Regions from separate parts of the Homo sapiens genome. Here region 1 is linked to region 2. A link is an interaction called in ENCODE POLR2A ChIA-PET data of the cell type or tissue named here. Cell type or tissue: B cell. All regions are shown on one strand. Each heading gives the region's core, and the rest is flanking DNA. Links, peaks and the distances in the headings are about the cores only. Region 1 has its middle 22 kb from the start of PDS5A. Region 2 overlaps PDS5A (PDS5 cohesin associated factor A).

Region 1 (8,184 bases), core at 3,327-5,826, 68 kb after region 2:
AGATAAGGAATAAAAGTATTTTTATTTTTATTTATTATTATTATTTTTTGAGACGGAGTTTCCCTCTGTCGCCCAGGCTGGAGTGCAGTGGTGCAATCCTGGCTCACTGCAACCTTTCTGCCTCCCGGGTTCAAGCAATTCTCCTGCCTCAGCCTCCCGAGTAGCTGGGATTACAGGTGCCCGCCACCACGCCAGGCTAACCTTTGTATTTTGTTTTTTCTTTAAGACAGAGTCTCTCTCTGTCGCCAGGCTGTAGTACAGTGGCGCGATCTCAGCTCACTGCAACCTCCGACTCCCTGGTTCAAGAGATTCTCCTGCCCCAGCCTCCCAAGTAGCTGGGATTACAGCAACGCACCACCACGCCCAGCAAATTTTTGTATTTTTAGTAAAGACGGGTTTTCACCATGTTGGCCAGGCTGGTCTCAATCTCCTGACCTTGTGATCCACCCACCTCGGCCTCCCAAAGTGCTGGGATTACAGGCGTAAGCCGCCGCACCAGGCCCGGCCTTACTTTTTTATTTTTAGTAGAGACGGGGTTTCACCATGTTGGCCAGGATGGTCTCAATCTGTTGATCTCATGATCCGCCTGCCTCAGCCTCCCAAAGTGCTGGTATTACAGGCGTGAGCCACCGCGCCTGGCCAGAATCAAAGTATTTTACCCCAAAACATGTTTCTTTGGCGTATTTTAAAATGGCCCTGCAAAGCTGTTCTTTGTGGGGGAAATTTGCATCTGTAAAGGATCTCTATTAACGTAGCTATATCTTTTTCCTCCAGACACTCCCAATGCTAAAGAGATTAACTACGATCTGAACAGAAAACATTTGTCATCTATTGTCTCTAAGGGGAGTCACTATAAGACTTCCAAAGAACTTTGGTCTCCACAATCTTTATCTTACCCTGAACATTCCCTTTCTATCAATCTCAAATCTTTAGTCAAACTCGACCAATTGTTAACCAGAAAATGTTCAAATTCACCTATAGCCTGTAAGCGCCCCCTCCCACCCCTTTGAGTTGTCCCCCGTTTCTGGACCATAGCAATGTATTTCTTTTTCTTTCTTTCTTTCCTTTTTTTTTTTTTTGGACACAGAGTCTCCTTCTGTCCCCCAGGCTAGAGTGCAGTGAACTCACTGCAACCTCTGCCTCCTGGATTCAAGGGATTCCCCTGCCTCAGCCTCCTGCGCAGCTGGGACTACAGGTGTGTGCCACCACGCCTGGCTAATTGAGACTATCTTTTCATTCTCTATATGGAAAATAATATTATAAAATTGTTGCCCTATGAGAAGATGACCAAAGATCACCAAATTTTTGGAAAATGAGAAGATGGAAACATGGATTCTTTCATTTGACTGTTGGCTTAATCCATAAATATTTATTAGTTGCCCACTATATTTTCTTTTTTTTCTTTTCTTTTTTTTTTTTTTTTTTTTTTTGATATGGAATCTTGTTCTGTTGTCCAGGCTGGAGTGCCATGGCAATGTCTCAGCTCATTGCAACCTCTGCCTCTCAGGCTCAAGAGATTCTCCTGCCTCAGCCTGCCAAGTAGCTGGGATTACAGGTGCCCGCCACCACGCCCGGCTAGTTTTTTTTTTTGAGATGGAGTCTTGCTCTGTCGCCCAGGTTAGAGTGCAGTGGCACAATCTTGGCTCACTGCAACCTCCACTTCCTGGGTTCAAGCAATTCTCCTGCCTCAGCCTCCTGAGTAGCTGGGATTACAGGCCCCCACCACCACACCTGGCTAATTTTTGTATTTTTAGTAGAGATGGGGTTTCACAGTCTTGGCCAGGCTGGTCTCGAACTCCTGACATCAGGTGATCCACCTGCCTTGGCCTCCCAAAGTGGTGGGATTACAGGCTTGAGCCACTGTGCCCGGCCGCCCACTATACTTTCAAAAATGCTGACAGAGGTTGGGAGTAGAACACTAAATAGATGTAAATAGTCCTGCACATCAAGGAATTCACAGTCTAAGGTGGAATAGGCCCCTAACAAGTAAACTTACCAATTATTACTTATTTATAATTAGTATAATTATGACAAAAAATAAGTGCAAGAGAGCTAACCAGAAAGATTCCTTGAAAAACAGGATGTCTAAATTGGGGTAGTAATCCAGATTAAAAGGGGAAGAAAGAATAACCTATTTTGGGGGAATAGCAGAACAAAAGGCTCTGAGGTAGGAAAGTACTTGTTAACTTCAAAGAACAAAAAAATAAAAAAATAAAAAAAAAGGCCGGGCACAGTGGCTCACGCCTGTAATCCCAGCACTTTGGGAGGCCGAGGCAGGCAGATCACGAGGTCAGGAGATCGAGACCATCCTGGCTAATACGGTGAAACCCCGTCTCTACTAAAAATACAAAAAAAAAAAAAATTAGCTGGGCGTGGTGGCGGGCGCCTGTAGTCCCAGCTACTCAGGAGGCTGAGGCAGGAGAATGGCGTGAACCCGGGAGGCGGAGCTTGCAGTGAGCCGATATCGCGCCACTGCATTCCAGCCTGGGAGACAGAACGAGGCTCTGTTTCAAAAAAAAAAAAAAAAAAAAAAAAAAAAAAAAAGCTAGCGTAGCTACTGTGAAAATAAATTTAAAATCTAGCATGTTGGAACTGTAAATTATTTTGAGCCTTAAAGGAGAGAGATTATAAGGCCTGAATCATGTGACAGGCAGCTGTTACCTAGGCAACTAGAAACTTTGTTTCTCTGATTATAGATTATTCTTATTCCTTATCTACATTGTTTTTAAAATACTGCAAAGGACTAAAAGGGCCAGGGCAGACCTCTTCCCTCTTCACAGTTAATCTTCATTATAGATTAACTTCCCTCTTACTTTTCTCACACAAAGACTTCATGGCTATCACATCCTCTTAAGATGGAATGTTAAGTACATTCTTTTAAATTGGAAAGGTAATGAAAACTAGCACAAAGAAAAGAAAACAGGCTGGGAGTGGTGGCTCATGCCTGTAATCCCAACACTTTGGGAGGCCAGGGTGGGCGGATCACTTGAGGCCAAGAGTTCCAGACTAGCCTGGCCAATACGGTGAAACTCCGTCTCTACTGAAAATACAAATATTTGCTGGGTGTGGTGGCAGACCACCTGTGGTCCCAGCTACTTGGGAGGTTAAGGCAGGAGAATTGCTTGAACCTGGGAAACAGAGGTTGGAGTGAGCCAAGTTTGCACCAGTGCATTCCAGCCTGGGCAACAGAGTGAGACTTTGTCTAAAGAAAAAAAAAAAAAGAAAAGCGGCCGGGCGCAGTGGCTCACGCCTGTAATCCCAGCACTTTGGGAGGCCGAGGCAGGCGGATCACGAGGTCAGGAGATCGAGACCATCTTGGCTAACATGGTGAAACCCCGTTTCTACTAAAAATACAAAAAATTAGCCAGGCGCGGTGGCAGGCGCCTGTAGTCCTAGCTACTCAGGAGACTGAGACAGGAGAATGGCTTGAACCCGGGAGGCGGAGCTTGCAGGGAGTCGAGATCGCGCCACTGCACTCCAGCCGCCTGGGCGACGAAGCGAGACTCCGTCTCAAAAAAAAAAAAAAAAAAAAGAAAAGCAAGAAAAAAGAAAACAAGCCATATGGGAAAAAAAGTAAACTATAACTAATTAAATTGTTGTAATTCATAAACCAGGCTAGTATATAAAATGTTATAATCCTACTAAACTTGTTTTCTTCTGTCTTTGTAAGAAGGAATTTAAAGGCAGGGTGCAGTGGCTCATGCTTGTAATCTCAGTACTTTGGGAGGCCAAGGCAGGAGGATCTTGTGGGCCTGGGAGTTTGACACCAGCCTGGGCAATATAGTAAGATCTCATCTCTTAAAAAAAATTAAAAACTGGCCAGGCGCGGTGGCTCACGCCTGTAATCCCAGCACTTTGGGAGGCTGAGGCAGGAGGATCACGTGAGATCAGGAGTTTGAGACCAGCCTGGCCAACATGGGAAAACCCCATCTCTACTAAAAATACAAAAAATTAGTGGGGCATGGCAGCAGGCGCCTGTAATCCCAGCTACTTGGGAGGCTGAGGCAGGAGAATCACTTGAACGCGGGGGTGGAGTTTTCGGTGAGCCAAAATCGTGCCACTGCACTCCAGCTTGGGCGACAGAGCAAGACTCTGTCTCAAAAAATAAAATAAGGCCGTGCGCAGTGGCTCATGTCTGTAATCCCAGCACTTTGGGAGGCCGAGGCAGGTGGATCATCTGAAGTCAGGAGTTCGAGACCAGCCTGGCCAACATGGTGAAACCCCGTCTTAACCAGGTGTGTTGGAGCGTGCCTGTAATCCCAGCTGAGGCTGGGGCAGGAGAATCGCTTGAAGCCGGGAGGCGGCGGTTGCAGTGAGCAAAGATTGCACCATTGCACTCTAGCCTCAGCAACAGGGCGAGATGTTGTCTCCAAAAAAAATAAATAAATAAAATTAAAATTAAAGAAAAATAGAAAGAAAGAAACTTAACTTTTAACTTTAGAACACTGACCCCATTTTCCTGTAGCCTTTGTCTCCCAAGTGGCTATTTCCAATTTTTTGCTCGAATAAAGTCTTTAAGGTGGATTCTGATCCTTTTGATTATTTCAGGTTGACACTAGTGTGCCATGAGCAATGGGAAAGTGGTGAATGAATCCAACAAGTTAATTTTGCCTGTTCTGAAACTTCATACTGTCATCCTTCAGTATCTGCTGGGGATTGGTTCCCAGAGCTGCATGGACACGAAATATCCTCGCATGCTCAACTTCCTTATATAAGAGGCCTAGTATTTGCATATACTAGATGTACCTCCTCCCATATCCTTTTTTCTGTTTTTTTTTTTTTTTTTTTTTTGGAGACGGAGTCTCACTTGGTCCCCAGGGTGGAGTGCAGTGGCGCAAAATCGACTCACTGCAACCTCCACCTCCTGAGTTCAAGGAATTCTCCTGTCTCAGCCTCCTGAGTAACTGGGATTACAGGCACCCGCCACTACACCCAGCTAATTTTTGTATTTAGTAGAGGTGGTGTTTTGCTATATTAGCCAGGCTGGTCTCTAACTCCTGACCTCAAGTGATCCATGTGCCTTGGCCTCCCAAAGTGCTGGGATTACAGGAATGAGCTACCATGCCTGGCCCCTGTCATAGATTTTAAATCAAATTTAGGTTACTTATAATAACAAATACAATGCAAATACTATTTAAATAGTTGCTATACTGTATTGAGTTTTATTTGTATTTTTTAAAATTGTTTTTCTAAACAATCTTTTTTTTGCCTTGCTATTGAGCTGTATTTTTTTTTTAATTTTCCTTTAAATACAATATTTAGGCCTGGCATGGTGGCTCACGCCTGTCATCCCAGCACTTTGGGAGTTCGAGGCAGGTAGATCACTTGAGGTCACGAGTTGGACACTGGCTTGGGCAACATGGCAAAACCCTGTCTCAACTAACAATACAAAAATTAGCCGGATGTGGTGGTGCACGCCTGTAATCCCAGCTACTCAGGAGACTGAGGCACCAGAATCTCTTGAATCCCAGAGGCAGAGGTTGTGTTGAGCCAAGACGGCACCACTGCACTCCAGCAGGCCATCAGAGGGAGACTGGGCGACAGAAGGAGACCCTCTCTAAATAAATAAATGAAGATTACACATTTTTTTTTTTTTTGAGATGGAGTCTCGCTCTGTCCCCCAGGCTGGAGTGCAGTGGCATGATATCAGCTCACTACAACCTCCGCCTCCCGGGTTCAAGCAATTCTCCTGCCTCAGCCTCCCGAGTAGCTGGGACTACAGGCACGTGCCACCACTCCCGGCTAATTTTTTGTATTTTTAGTAGAGACAGGGTTTCACTGTGTTAGCCAGGATGGTCTCGATCTCCTGACCCCGTGATCCGCCCACCTCAGCCTCCCAAAGTGCTGGGATTACAGGTGTGAGCCAAAGCACCAGGCCAGATTAAAGATTTTTTAAAATTTAAATGTACATTTATTTATTTATTTTATTTTTTTTTGAGACGGAGTCTGGCTCTGTCGCCCAGGCTGGAGTGCAGTGGCGTGATCTCGACTCATTGCAAGCTCCGCCTCCCAGGTTCACGCCATTCTCCTGCCTCAGCCTCCCCAGTAGCTGGGACTACAGGAGCCCGCCGCCACGCCCAGCTAAGTTTTTGTATTTTTAGTAGAGACGGGGTTTCACTGTGTTAGCCAGGATGGTCTCAATCTCCTGACCTCGTGATCCACCCGCCTAGGCCTCCCAAAGTGCTGGGATTACAGGTGTGAGCCACTGCGCCTGGCCTTTACGTTTACATTTAAACTTTAACTTTAATTTTTTGAGACAGGGTCTTGCTCTGTCACCCAGGCTGGAGTGCAGTGGTGTGATCACGGCTCTGTGCAGCCTCAACTTCCCAGGCTCCAGTGATCTTACCACCTCAGCCTCCCCAGTAGCTGGGACCACAGGCTCAGGCCACCACGACTGGCTACTTTTTGTATTTTTTGTAGAGATGGGTTTTCACCATGTTGCCCAGGCTGGTCTCAAAACTCCTGGGGTCAAGCAATCCACATGCTTCAGCCTCCCAAAATGCTGGGGTTACAGGCCTGAGCCACCATGCCCAACTGCTTTGTTTTTATTTCCTGAATTTTTTTTTTTTTGAGACGGAGTCTCGCTCTTGTTGCTCAGGCTGGAGTGCTATGGCATGATTTGAGCTCACTGCAGCCTCTGCCTCCTGGGTCCAAGCGATTCTGCTGCCTCAGCCTCCCAAGTACCTGGGATTACAGGCATGCGCCACCACGCCTGGCTAATTTTGTATTTTTAGTACAGACGGGTTTTCTCCACATTGGTCAGGCTGGTCTGAAACTCCTGACCTCAGGTGATCTGCCTGCCTAGGCCTCCCAAAGTTCTGGGATTACAGGCATGAGCCACCTCACCTGGCCTGAATATTTTGTATTTGTGGTTGGTTGAATCCATGAATGACGAACCTATGGATAAGGAGAGCCGACAGGATAAGTGAAATTTAAAGAGTATACAACATATATGCTTGTGTGTAAGGCTTTTAAAACTTAGAATAATGTGGGCCGGGCCTGGTGGCTTAGGCCTGTAATCCTAGCACTGTGGGAGGCCGATTTACGGGGATCACCTGAGGTCAGGAATTCGAGACCAGCCTGGCCAACATGGTGAAACCCCATCTCTACTAAAAATTACAAAAAAATTATCTGGGTGTGGTGGTGTGCGTCCGTAATCCCAGCTACTTGGGAGGCTGAGGCAGGAGAATTACTTGAACCTGGGAGATGGAGGTTGCAGTGAGCTGAGATCACACCATTGCACTCCAGCCTGGGCGACAGGGCAAGACTCTGTCTCAAAAAAAACAAAAACAAAAACTTAGCATAATGTTTTCAGATTTCATCCATGCTGTTGTATTTGTAAGCATTTGTTCCTGAGCATTATTTTATTGTAAGGATATACCACGATCTATTTATCTATTCACGGGTTGATGGACATTTGGGTTATTTCCAGATTTTGGCCATTGTGAATAGAGCTGCAATGAACATTCTTGTATAAGAGATGTGAGATTTTTAGTCCACTGTTTTCCCCACCTCACTGCAGAGTAAAAGCAAGAATATACTCTTTGTTATACAGCAATTTTAATAAAAGAGCTAGGAATAGTTTAATACCTATCTGATCCTTTCATTGACCTCATGAAAGCACTTGGGTTCTAGCAACTGCAGGTAAAAAGAGCTGGGTCAAGTAATTCAGCACGGCCATAGCATCACCCTGGCCTGAGTCCATATCACCAAAATTTGATATATGAATCACACTTTGAGATGGAAGGTGTCCAGATACCAAAGGGTCCTTGTTGATGCTTGGAGGTGGGGAATTGATCTTGTCTATACCCTCAAGTTTAATAAAGAATTCCTAACTGCAGAAGAGATTCTTTATCTGCTGCCAAATAGTCTTAATCCTACTTCCTCTTTCCTACTTCCCCCACAGGACTGACCTCAAGCAAAGATCTGTAACTCTAGCCTTACTGTGCAAGCCCATGGCACTTTTAGTATATCTGCATGTTCAGCAGAAGCTAGATATGTCCCTGCTTTGCAACAACTGGTAATGGTGAGTCGGCTGTGTAAGGTCAAGTGCTACTCCCATATGCATGGAATGCTTTCTGATGATCACAACTGTAGTCACTTTAAATTGAATTACAACACTGTACAAATATGATAGTATTAAGAATATCAGTCTTCAGTGAATTTTTCATATTTCTCTCTCTA
Region 2 (8,184 bases), core at 2,539-5,038:
ATCGAATATAAAGTAGGCAGAAAAACATGAAAAGGGACGGCGGGACTAGCCTCCCAGTCTACATCTTTCTCCCGTGCTGGATGCTTCCTGCCCTCAAACATCAGACTCCAAGTTCTTCAGTTTTGGGACTCGGACTGGCTCTCCTTCCTTCTCAGCTTGCAGATAGCCTATTGTGGGGCCTTGTGAGTTAATACTTAATAAACTATATATATATATATATATATATATATATATATATATCCCATTAATATCCTACATACATATATCTCCTATACATATCCTATTGGGGCGTGTGTGTGTGTGTGTGTGTGTGTATTCCTGTTAGTTCTGTCCCTCTAAGAGAACCCTAATACAATCTGTCGCCACTGTCAAATATTCAAGCTATATTTTTATTCTGCCAAGATTTTTTATCATGAGTGTAAAATTTTATTATTATTATTTTTTTTTGAGAAAGGGACTTGCTTTGTTGCCTAGGCTGGAGTGCAGTGAAGCGATCTCAGCTCATTGCAACCTATGCCTCCCAGACTCAAGTGGTCCTCCAACCTCAGCCTCCCAAGTAGGTGGATCTACAAGCATGTGTCACTATACCTGGCTAATCAAAAAAAAAAAATTTGGGGGGCCGGGCGAGGTGGCTCATGCCTGTAATCCCAGCACTTTGGGAGGCCGAGGCGGGCAGATCACGAGGTCAGAAGATCGAGACCATCCTGGCCAACACAGTGAAACCCCGTCTCTACTAAAAATACAAAAAATTAGCCGGGCACAGTAGCACACAACTGTAATCCCAGCTACTCAGGAGGCTGAGGCAGGAGAATCTCTTGAACCCGGGAGGCAGAAGTTGCAGTGAGCCGAGACTGTGCCACTTGCACTCCAGCCTGGGCAACAGAGTGAGACTCCATCTCAAAAAAAAAAAAAAAAAAAAAAAAAAAAAAAGTTTTTTTGTTTTTTGTTTTTTTTTTTTAAGAGACAGGGTTTTGCCATGTTGCCCAGGCTGGTCTCGAACTCCTGGGCTCAAGCGACCTGCCTGCCTCAGCCTCCCAAAGTGTTGGGATTACAGGCATAAGCCACCATGCCTGGGCTATTGAGTATTTTTTGACACCTATTGAGATAATCATACTTTTTCCCTAATTCTGTTAATATAGTAAATCCCAATGGCTGATTTTCTAATTTTAATTCAAGTTTGCATTCTAATTTTACTATTTTAGTCCAAGTTTGCATTGCTAAAATAAAGACAACTTGGTCATAACATTTTAAGGTATTACATTTTATTTGCTATTACATTATTTCTATTTCTTTGTAATTATATGAAAGAAACTGGCTTATAACTTCTTAAGACAACCGTATCAGGTTTTAGTACTAAATTATACTGGCTTGAAACAAAATAAGCAGTGATCCCTCTTTTTTTCTAACATAGTATATCAAAAGTGTGATAGTAAGACTGGTTTTATTTCTTCCCTAAATATTTAGGGAAGTATAACTGATAAAAGAAGGAATCATAACGGAAATGAGAAAATATTTTGAACTGAATTATAATGTAAATATGAACTACCAAAACTCATAGGATGCACTTACCACTGTACTTAAAGGAAATTTATAATCTTAAATGTGTATTTTACAAAAGAAAGAATGCAATCATCTATATTTCCATCTTGAGAAATTAGATAAATCCAAAGAAACTAGAATCAGGGTTTGTGAAACAAAAGATAGAGAAGGGCTGGATGTGATGGCTCACACCTGTAATCCCAGCACTTTGGGAGGCCAAGTCAGGAGGATCGCTTGAGCCCAGCAGTTCCAAGACAAGGGTCTGGCTCTGTCACCTAGGCTGGAGTACAGTGGCGCAATCTCAGCTCACTGCAACCTCCACCTCCCAGGCTCAAGAGTTCCTTCCACCTCAGCCCCCTGAGCAGCTGATACTACAGCACACGCCACCACACCTGGCTAGGTTTTGTACTTTTTTTTTTTTGTAGGATGGGATTTTGCCATATGGTGCCCAGGCTAAAAAAATTTTTTTTAATTATTGCTATGTAACAAAATACCCCAAAACTCAGTGCCTTAAAACAATAACATGTATTTATCATATGTGGTTGAAGAATTGGAAAGTGGCTTAGCTAAGTCGTGTGGGCCTGGAATCTCTCAAGAGGCTGTACCTGGTCAAGGCTGCAGTTATCTGAAGGCTTGACTGGGCGTGGAGGGTGTGTTTTGAAGGTAACTCATTCTTACGGTTCTAAGTTGACACTTGCTGTTGTTGAAAGGCTTCAGTTCCACACTACATGGGCCTTTCTAGACAGCTCAAGTGAAAAGGCAGTTGGTTTTCCCCTGGTGCAAGATCCAAGAGAGCAAATATGAAGTGGCAGTCTTTTACGACCTAACCTTGAAAAGCATACATTGTCACTTCTACCACAGCCTGTTCCGTTACTCAGGACAGCCCCGTTCAGTGTTGCAGGGGACTATACAAGGGAGTAAATACAAGGAAATAAGGATCATTCAGAGCTATCTTGGAGGCTATGATACAATGCCTTCTCATATGTATACCTTATATAGTCTTCTTCCACAATGACTCTGGATTTGGTCAGGTGACTTTTTTTTTTTTTTTTTTAAGACAGAGTCTTGCTCTGTCGCCCAGGCTAAACTGCAGTGGCATGATCTTGGCTCACTGCAATCTCTGCCTCCCAGGTTCAAGGGATTCTTCTGCCTCAGCCTCCCAAGTAGCTGGGAACTACAGGCACTCGCCACCAAGTCTGGCTAAGTTTTGTATTTTTAGTAGAGACAGGATTTCACCACGTTGGCTGGGTTGGTCTTCAACTCCTGACCTCAGATGATCCACCTGCCTCAGCCTCCCCAAATGCTGGGATTACAGGCATGAGCCTCCATGCCCAGTCCATGTGACTTATTTTGGCCAAACAGACATTAGCAAGCCTGATGCAAGAACAGGCCTGATAAGCATTTGTACGTTGAGATTGCAATGCCCCTATGGGAATGTACCCACCATGCTATTAGGAATCCCAGACTATTCAAAAAACAGAGGCTGTGTATACCACATAGACTACGTGGAAGAGAACTAAGGTGGCCTAATTGAGCTGCCATCTAAACTTAGCCATAAGAGTGACCCTGTAGAAGCAAAGTAGAGCTTCATAAATACACACAACCAAGGGGAGAAAACCTGTGGTGGCTGTGAAGGTCCTGATGCCATGTATGTCAAACTGGTATCTTCCGATGGTCATGAATTTATTGTAAAAAGAGAACATGCAGCGCTAAGCGCGGTGGGTCACAGCACTTTGGGAGGCTGAGGCAGGCAGATCACGAGGTCAGGAGTTCGAGACCAGCCTGACCAACATGGTGAAACCCTGTCTCTACTAAAAATACAAAAATTAGCTGGGCCTGGTGGTGCGCGCCTATAATCCCAGCTACTCAGGAGGCGGGGCAGGAGAATCGCTTGAACCTAGGAGGCGGAGGTTGCAGTGAGCTGAGATCACGCCACTGCACTCCAGCCTGGGCTACAGGAGCAAGACTCCATTTCAAAAAAAAAGAGAGAACATGCACTAACATGAGGAACAATCAAAAGGCCATGCTGAAGCCAAGCACAGTGGCTCATGCTTATAATCCCAGCACTTTGGGAGGCTGAGGAGCGTGGATCACATGAGGTCAGGAGTTCGAGACCATCCTGACCAACATGGTGAAACCCTGCCTCAATCAAAAATACAAAAATTAGCCGGGCATGGTGGCAGGTGCCTGTAGTCCCAGCTACTCGGGAGGATGGGGCAGGAGTAACGCTTGAATCCAGGAGGCAGAGATTGCAGTAAGCCAAGATCGTGCCATTGCACTCCAGCCTGGGTGACAAAAGCAAAACTCCGTCTCAAAACCAAAACCAAAACCAAAACCATGTTGAATGACCCAGATCAGTTTGCTGAGAATGAACTCATTGAGAGCAATTTTAGAGAGGTCTGTTCATGTGTGCTATCAAAAGTATGTATGTATTGTCAAGAATGGTGGCTTGCACTTACAATCTCAGCTACTTGGGAGGCTGAGACAAGATGACTGCTTGAGCCCAGAAGTTCTAGGCTGCAGTGAGCTATGATCATGCCAATGCACTCCAGCCTGGTGACAGAACAAAATGCTACCTCTAGAAAAATAAAATAAAAGTTAAAGCATGCATATATTTTTACCTACGAGATTCACTAAACTAACAGTTCCACTGAAATTTCTGAATTCCCAATTGCACTTGATATTGCACTAGAACCGCTGATGCAGACTTCCCAGATTGTTATTAAATTAAAATAAACTGTTTAAAAAAAAAACCAGTGACCCCAGAAGGCACCACATGGAAAAGAAGGACCACAAAGTCTATTCACAGAATTGAAAGAAACAATTATTCATTTTAAGCCACTAGATTTTGCTTTACCACACAGGAACAGAAATGAAATTCCATTCATTCTTCCCTTTTTTAAATATGTCGTTACTGTGCACATTTTTAATGTGCTGTACTGAGGCAGGAAAGATAAAAGCTACATTTCCTAGATTCCCTTGCAATGGAGTTGAAGTCATAATTCTCGTATAGCCCATCAGAGGCACTTATTCAAGATTTGGAAGGTGAAAGTTCAGAAGAGGTGGTGGTGTAGTTTCTGCTGTTGTCAGCTGGCAAGTATGGAGTGAGCTGTTGTGTGTATGTGTGTGCGGGCAGGCACATACACAGCAGCTTTCTACTAACTGGCTGTTAGTATTGTGAAGATAGAGGGAAGAAGCATCCATTTTGTGCTGGTACTAATCTATTAAACTGTGTGAGGCTCTGTACCAAATTATACCAATGGTGACTTCCTAATCACTGGATTACGGCTAAACGTGTGTCCCTACTTAAGAGCTCCAGGGTGGCTTCCTGATTTTCCCACCTTTCTGATTAGAGCACAGGATTCAGCTCTCCTTGTGGGCCAGCTATACGAAGTGTTCTCGGAGTCTAGTCCTGTAAGCCTGAATTAAGGGTGCTCTTCCAGCAATTCCAAATCACTTTTTAAATAGCAAGTTCCCTGTCTGCTTAAAATAACATAACTAAAGCTTGACTGGTGTTTGAAACATGACTCTGATTTTCTCTCAGATCCTTCAACATGTCAGAATCCCCTGTGCCATTCAGGCCTTTTTAAATGCTATTGGCTCTTTGTAGACTAATCTCTTCTTACCTCATCTAATTTATCATACACTTATGAGAATTAAACAATTTCTTGGTAAGTCTGTGTGAATTTTTTCCTGTGGATTGTGTTTTAATACCCTCTGGCTATTTATCTATTGCGGTCTTAGTATTTCTTTTTTTTTCTTTTTTTTTTTTTTTTTAAGAAATGAGCAGGAAAAAATCAAACTAAGTTTTTTTGCCCACAGCTAGGTTTTTATAATATTGATAAAAAAGAAACACTAACACCAATACTATTAATAATGATTAACATTTACTGAATATTTACCACATTCCAGCACTCTATAAATATTTTTTTGAGACAAATTAACTCAAAATTAAGCATCTTTTCACGTATTTGCCACCTACTCTACGTTTTCTTGGTGACGTGCCTCTCCAAATCTCTTTTCTTTTTTCCTTATGTGTTTTCAGCTGTCATATATTCTGGGTACCAATCCTTTATCAGATACGTATATTGCAAATATTTTCTCCCAGTCTGAGGCTTGTCTTTAACAGCATAGAAAAATTTAATTGATGAAGGATTTAACGTAATCTAACTTTATCAATTATTTTCTTTTATGGTTTGTGCTTTGTGTGTCCTACCTAAGAAATCATTACCTAACCAAAAGTTGTAAAGATTTTCTCCGCTGTGGTATTGATTGATTGATTGATTGACTGATTGGGACGGAGTCTCACTCTGTTGCCTAGGCTGGAGTGCAGTGGCACAATCTCGGCTCAATGCAACCTCCTGCCTCAGCCTCCCAAGTAGCTGGGATTACAGGTGTGCACCACCACACCCAGCTACTTCCAGTAGAGATGGGGTTTTGCCATGTTGGCCAGGCTGGTCTCAAACTCCTGGCCTCAAGTGATCTACCCGCCTTGGCCTCCCAAAGCGCTGGGATTATAGGCGTGAGCCACCGCGTCTGGCCTTCCGATGTGTTCTTGGAAAAGTTTTATAGTTTTAGGTTTTTATATGTATGTCTATATTCATTCTGAGTTAATTTCTGTATGTACTGAAAGCTTTTGGGTCGAGGTGTTCAAGCCTCATTTCTAGAAAAGACTATTCTTTCTCTTTTTCTACAGGATTGTTTTGGCATCTTTGTTGAAAAAAACTGCTATACCATGTAGGCCTATTTCTGGACTCTGTTGTGTTCCTATTTTCTGTGCCCTTTTACCAATACCACATAGCTTTGATTACTGTAGCTTTATTAAAAAGTTTTGAAATCAGGTAGTATGTGAATCATCCAACTCAACATAAAAATGAGGAAAAGATCTGAACAGACTTAACAAGAGAAACATACACTGGAGGTAGATATATAAAATGGTACAACCACTTCAGATAACTGTATGGCAGTTCTTCATAAAATTTAAAGATGCATTTAACATTTAAGCCAAAAATTCCATTCTTAAGAATTTACTGAAAACATTTCACACAAATACAAGTACGTGTTCCTAACAGCTTTATTCAGCATATCACAAAACTGAAAATAACCAACTGTCCTTCAAAAGGTAAATGGATAAATCCATTGTGGTATACCCATACAAAAGACTTCTAATTCGCGATAAAAGGAACCTGACAGAAGCAAGGCGCAAATGGGGAGCAGAGAGGACTAAAAAGCAAAAGGAGGAAACTTATGAGGGTGATAAGTTCACTTTAATTGAAGTGATGGTTTCAATGCTGTGTATGTATGTCAAAACTTGTCAGGTTGTTATTCCCCGACAGCAATTCTCTGACACCAAATAGGTGTCCTACATTTCAATTCAGTTCTGACACTACCCACCTTAGCGCAGAACCCCACAGGCAAAGTTCTTCCCAAGACTGCCTCCACTTCCGATGCCAGCCCCAATTCTCAGGGACAACTTCCATTTCTGACAGACCAGCTATAAATTTCAGGTTTCCTATAGCCTCCTCAGGTTTAAAAATTTGCTAGAATAACTCACAGAACTCAATGAAAGCACTATATTTATTATTTATTATTTATCTATTTGAGACAGTTTCGCTGTCACCCAGGCTGGAGTGCAGTGGCACAACCGTGGCTCATTATAACCTCCGCCTCCTGGGTTCAAGTGATTCTCATGCCTCAGCCTGCCCTAATAGCTGGGTGCATACCACCACATCTGGCTAATTTTTTTTATTTTTAGTAGAGACGGGGTTACATCATGTTGGCCAGGCTGGTCTCAAACTCCTGCCCTCAGGTGATCTTCCCACCTTGGCCTCCCAAAGTGCTGGTTCACACATTACAGGTGTGAACCACTGCACCTGGCCTGAAAGCACTATGTTTACTGTCACAGTTTTATTATAAAGGAAATACTTGGAAGCCTAAACAAGATTGAGCCTGCTCGATCTTGGATGGTAGATCACTGGGGAATACCAGGTGCTGTGAGCTAGAAGGAAAAAGAAAGAAACAGAAAATAACAAGGTGGAAGAAAAGTATGTAACTCAAGAACAGTCAAACTGAAGAGACACATCAGCCAAAGTCTTGGGGGTGAAGAGGGGTGTGTGGATGGGATGGGGACACAGAGCTTCGTATACTCTTCTCATTGAATCTGGACATGTAATCCTCCCAGCATATCACTGTGTTCACCAACCACTAACCTCCCCTGAGCTTTAGTGTTCACAGGATTCACTGGGCTTTATGACGCAGGCATGAATGATAAAATCAAGACTGAACTCAATCTCCAGCCTCCCTCTTCTCCTGGGAGAAAGTTTCAATCCTCTAATTTAAGTGACCAGCCCCATCCTGAAGCTATCTAGTGGCACTGCCAGGAGCTGCCTCATTAGCGTAACAAAGACACTCTCACTTGGGAAATTCCAAGGGTTTTTGAGGCTCTGTGCCAAGAATCAGAACAAAGATCAGATCGATTATTATATGTCATATAATTTAAATATGTCCAAATTATTGTTCAGTAATTCAATTACACCTCAATACAGCTATTAAAAATTTTTTTTAATTTTATTTTTTGAGAAAGGTTCTCACTTTGTCGCCCAGGCTGGACTGCAGTGGTGTGATCAGGGATTACAACAGCCTCAA

The links. Peaks named below come from ENCODE experiments on the same cell type or tissue, not always from the same donor. Only the 100,000 strongest peaks of a DNase experiment are listed, where the experiment ranks them.
Region 1: POLR2A ChIA-PET joins it to region 2 with 10 read pairs; 7 of 35 experiments call an interaction of 5 or more read pairs at or near these places.

What each region holds. Positions count from the first base shown.
Region 1 is chr4:39,996,215-40,004,398 of GRCh38, forward strand. No RefSeq gene overlaps it. Among named protein-coding and RNA genes, the nearest start is that of PDS5A, 22 kb to the left of the region's middle. RefSeq lists enhancers at 2,621-3,125, 3,763-4,276, 4,277-4,792, 4,793-5,306. In B cell, for the core only: no CTCF peak of the experiment used is centred there; no DNase peak of the experiment used is centred there.
Region 2 is chr4:39,929,317-39,937,500 of GRCh38, forward strand. The region is part of intron 2 of PDS5A (PDS5 cohesin associated factor A); the gene reads right to left. It also overlaps the pseudogene RNA5SP159. Among named protein-coding and RNA genes, the nearest start is that of PDS5A, 45 kb to the right of the region's middle. In B cell, for the core only: no CTCF peak of the experiment used is centred there; a DNase peak (open chromatin) is centred at 3,905; H3K4me3 peaks cover 376 bases; H3K27ac peaks cover 1,757 bases.